2 separate regions of the Homo sapiens genome follow, and region 1 is linked to region 2. A link is an interaction called in ENCODE POLR2A ChIA-PET data of the cell type or tissue named here. Cell type or tissue: PC-9. All regions are shown on one strand. Region 1 overlaps RAB14 (RAB14, member RAS oncogene family). Region 2 overlaps C5 (complement C5).

Region 1 (2,500 bases), 160 kb before region 2:
TAAAGGCAATAAAGATCTTTTACTTACATATGAACTTGATTCGAATACTTTCTGTAAAATGTGGAATAAAGTGAATTTTAATTGTCCCGGTAGTTGTATACAAGTTATAGAATATTACCAGGATTTTTTTTTTCATTTATGGGGATTGTAATGTTAAGTGGGCTCATGTTTTCAGAGTTTGAACCAGACCAGCATTTCCTGTCCTTTTTTTTAGACTCAAGAGTTCTCTAAGTAAAGCAAAAGTACTGTTAAATAATAGGGGAAGAATTTTTTCCCTTCCAAAGTTAGGTAAAAATATATTCCTCACCTTAACAATAGTATGTTTCATGTTCAAGAAATGAGACTGAGAAATCTTTTGTTAAAGCAACATTAAGCCTATTTAGTATTGAATATAATTCTACTGCAAATACTTTTGACTGAAATGTATTAATATCAGTCAACTATGGGAATATATTTAAATCTAGACAGTATCTTCTTAGAATAAGAAAGGGAAGACCTGTTGTGAGTGTTGGTGGCTACAGTGTTAAATGTTTTCTGCCTTTGTTTACTGAAATTAGTAAGTTTGAGTAGTTTTCCTTTAATTCTGCTTTTATGGTTTTTATTTGTAATTTTTAAAGAAACGAGCAAGAAAAATGTGTGGTGTGGTGAGACAGAGCCCTGGTATTAAATCCGAAATAGTGATCATTTCTTTTATTTGGAAATAGTTTCTACTATATGAATGTTTGTAATTTTAAGATACATTTTCAAAATTAGTTATCTCACATTTAATGAATGTATGATAATTAGCAGGTACACAAATTAGTACAACTAAAATTGGGTCACAATTTTATGATAGTCTTTAAAGCATTTGAAGTAGAAATTTGGGATTGTTAGAAGTCATAGCTTTAACATAAAATAGAAGGAGCAAAGTATGTACAGCTACAACCTTTAGTTAGAAGAGGGAAAGAAATTAGGAAAATCAAGGGAGAAGAGCACAGAAGAGACAGTAATTTGAAGGTGACTAAGTGATTACTTTTACCCAGGTTTGAATGGGGAAAGAATTTAGAAGAATTAAAAATTGATTAGAAGAGTCGGAAGAATTCAAGTTAAGAAGTTAATAATCTTTAAATATTTTTAATGTAAGAGATTACTTTTCCCCCTTGTGTTTGGCATCTGGTTCAGAGATCAGGTAAATAATCCAGACCAGTTTTAGTCTCAGGACCAAGTTCATTCTTAAAAGTTTTGAGTTCCTAGTGCCTGGAAAAGGGAATAAAGTTGTTGTGATGTTCAGAATCAGTTAATCTAACTAGAAAAACTCCCTTTCCTGAAAGAACTGGTTAAGGGAGTTTTCTGTGATGCAGGAGACTGATTATAAATGTGTTAGAACATGCCAAACTGGAATGGGTAACAAGGCTTCTACTTTCACTAAATGTAATACAGATAGCTAAGTGAGAAGACTGTAGTGTGTGGAAGTGATTAATACTTTACTGTAATTAACAACTTCCTCTTCCCTTATAATAATACACTTGTTTTAAATATATATTCTTTCTACGGGTTCAATGTTGTTATATAGAACTTTTGCTTGAAATATGGTATATAGTAAGGTGATAATTTCAGTAAATAAATTTCTCCAGTCATATTAAATGTCTGGCTTGTGTAATGTGACATTGACAGAAACACTAAAAGCCAGGCTTAAAAATACTGTAAGTCAGATTTTTTTAAATGGGTGAAATCTTTATATGTATAAATAATTTTTGTCTTAAGCTGAAAGCTGGTTTGAGAATAAACTTTATTGAAAGTTATTACCAGTTTTACAGTTCAGCCCCTTGTTTCTCTCTAGGACCTAGCACGTGTCTTACACATTCAGATAATTCATTTGAATAAATTGGAAAGTTTTTTGTTTTCTTTTTAAGTAGAAGAGAAATTAGAATTCTTTAGGTTAAGTCTATTTGAGGGTAAGAAATGGGCTGTGATCTTTTGAAATATCTTCTAATACACAAGCTTTCAAATTTTGCAACCATAAGTACAATTTTATGACATTATTTCTTTCAGTCCCTAGAATAGTGTATGGGAAGCACTTACTATGTTGTTAATCTGGCTGGGCACAGTGGCTCATGCCTGTAATCCTAGCACTTTGGGAGACTGAGATGGGAGGGACGCTTAAGGCCAGGAGTTCAAGACCCAAGACCAGCCTGGTCTTCAAAAAATGTGTGTGTGTGTGTGTGTGTGTGTGTGTGTGTGTGAGTGATAATCTGCAAGTCCTGTATTAGGTTGAGCTATATGAAAATGCCAATAAACTTTGACTTGAAAAATCTATAGGAAGAACAGTTTCATGTGATTCAGTCTAGTTCCAACATTGATTTGGAAATCATACGATTGCTCTTTGCGCTGCTAACTGTTGATTTAAAGTAGAGTAAAAACGTTGTTTTGTGTTTATAAATTAAGTGGTTCCTTTATATACCATTCTGTTTAATATCAGAGTTCTGAACAAGTAGATCATTAGTAACTTACTTGATCAGTT
Region 2 (2,500 bases):
TTCTTGCCCCTCCTTTGCCTTGTTAACTCCTACTTCACCCTCACGTGTCATCACAGATCCTTCTAAAGGCAGCTTTCGCTGATTTCCCTGACCTCTTCAAATCTCCCTCTTCTACATGCTCATAAGGCCAGGCAAATATCCTTTGTGGCACTTCACACCCTAGAATTTTACATATAATTGTGTTTGCCTCTTTCCTCCACACCATTAAAAGATGTCCATGTCTGATTTGTTTCACTACTGTATCTCAGTACGTAGCATAATGACTGGCACATTAGAAGGCATTCAAGGCCGGGCGCGGTGGCTCATGCCTGTAATCCCAGCACTTTGGGAGGCCGAGGCAGGCGGATCACAAGGTCAGGAGATCGAGACCATCCTGGCTCACACGGGATGTGAGCTAATACAAAAAATTAGCCAGGCATGGTGGTGGGTGCCTGTAGTCCCAGCTACTCGGGAGGCTGAGGCAGGAGAATGGCATGAACCCAGGAGGTGGAGTTTGCAGTGAACCGAGATTGCGCCACTGCACTCCAGCCTGGCATTCAAACTTTTTTTAAATTAATAAACCACATCTTTTATTTTTATTTTTATTTAGTGAGTGTCTCGCTCTGTCACCCAGGCTGGAGGGCAGTGGTGCAATCTTGTCTCATTGCAATCTCCGCCTCCCAGGTTCAAGCGATTCTCCAGCCTCAGCATCCCAAGTAAGTGGGATTCAGGCGCGTGCCACCATGCCTGGCTAATTTTGTATATTTAGTAGAGATGGGATTTCACCATGTTGGCCAGGCTGGGCTTGAACTCTTGGCCTCAAGTGATCCACTTACCTCGGCCTCCCAAAGTGCTGGGATTCCAGGTGTAAGCCACTGCACCCGGCCAATAAGCCATATCTTTTATACAAAAAATTGTATAGATCTTGCCTCCAATGTACCATCGCTGTGAAGACAAGATTAATTTTCTAACCTAAACACAAACTGGGTTAAAAACTAGCCAAATAGTAGTAACAGAAATAATAATAAAATAAACATTTATTGATTACTTAGTATGTGTCAGGCTATGCAAAAGCTTTGCATTATTTAATTCTCACAAGGACACTATGAGCACACACTAGTATTCCTGTTTTACAAGTGAGTTAACTAAGGTTTAGAGGGATTAAGTATCCTGCTCAGGGTCATACTAAAAAGTGGCAGAGGCAGGAGTGAAACCAAAGTGTTTAATTCCAGGGCCTGTGCTCTTAACTTTTGTGACTTTCTGACTTGGGCAGCTTCCCAGTGATACTCAGGCCTAGACTGGGTGTGTCCCAAAAAGCAGGAGATAGGATTTGTGGTGGGAGACAGGTGTGAGGGGAAGGAGAGAGCAGAGAGGTGGGGCATTTACTGAGCACATTGTTTTTATCTTGTGAACTTAGTAAAACCAGTGTTAATGTGGCTTCTTATATAGAGCTTTGCATAATACTGATCTTTTAAAAGATACTGGGTTTATGGTGCCAGTTCTATTTTATTTTGTGGGTAAAGTTTTGGCCATGAAATGATTTGAGCATCAGCAACACCCTAGAGAAATTAAGTTTGTCATTGGAAAGAATTAGATCACTGTGTCTCAAACAGCTGTGAGTTAAAAGCGAAACAGATGCTTTTGTTTAAAAAGTAGGGATCTATTAACTGACAGAAAGAAATGGAAGAGAACTAACAGTTATTGAGCCCCTGCCATTGCTCTTTTAACAATGAGCGAACAAGTGTAGGATCTGGCTCAATAAATAGAACAAAACCATATAATCCAAAGCTGCCTTTTGCAATAAGAGCTAATTTGGAGCCTTGTGGGTTTTCATAAGTGGAAGAGTGTATGTCTGAATCAAGCTCCCAATTTTCCATTAAGATCTTCAACTCTGAGACAATATATTATGCTCCTCTATAACCATATGGTGATGTCACTATTTTGCTACTATGAAATTCTTAATAAATAATGGCCTAATTACAGATGTAATTAATTTCATACTGTGAATGTTTTCTCAAAACATTGTAGGTAAATGTATTTTAAGAAAGTGAACTGTACTTTAAATCCACTAAGAGAAATAGTTCTTTAAAGGAATCCCTGAGGATTCTCTTAAATAAGAGAATCTTTAGTAATGTATATGTCTGCAAACTAATTTTTGTTTTTTTCAAATATGGACTTTTGTGTATTGAGTTTTTTAAAGTAAGATTCATCTCTTTTAAGGATGGTTGTTTTAAAAAATCAAAATATCCTTGTTTTTAGCAGAGTTTTTGATTATATCAATTATTCTTACAGTAAAAGTTAGAGTTTATTCGTTGAATGACGACTTGAAGCCAGCCAAAAGAGAAACTGTCTTAACTTTCATAGTAAGTATTTTATTTATTTAAATAATACTTTAATTCATTTTTCAGGACAAGAATCTCATTTCATAACCCTGTCCTCACACTACACTAAATCATTCAATGTTCCATAAATGGTTATTGAACATCTGCAATGAGTATAGAATCATAGATCTATACCTCTG

What was found. ChIA-PET counts read pairs that join two places held together with the same protein. Peaks named below come from ENCODE experiments on the same cell type or tissue, not always from the same donor. Only the 100,000 strongest peaks of a DNase experiment are listed, where the experiment ranks them.
Region 1: POLR2A ChIA-PET joins it to region 2 with 7 read pairs; 2 of 35 experiments call an interaction of 5 or more read pairs at or near these places.

The regions. Positions count from the first base shown.
Region 1 is chr9:121,193,817-121,196,316 of GRCh38, reverse strand. The region is part of intron 1 of RAB14 (RAB14, member RAS oncogene family); the gene reads left to right. Among named protein-coding and RNA genes, the nearest start is that of RAB14, 6.8 kb to the left of the region's middle. In PC-9, no CTCF peak of the experiment used is centred here; a DNase peak (open chromatin) is centred at 1,356; H3K27ac peaks cover 1,040 bases.
Region 2 is chr9:121,037,723-121,040,222 of GRCh38, reverse strand. C5 (complement C5) reads left to right here. Exons shown (of 41, transcript NM_001735.3): 4 at 2,272-2,342. Among named protein-coding and RNA genes, the nearest start is that of C5, 11 kb to the left of the region's middle. In PC-9, no CTCF peak of the experiment used is centred here; no DNase peak of the experiment used is centred here.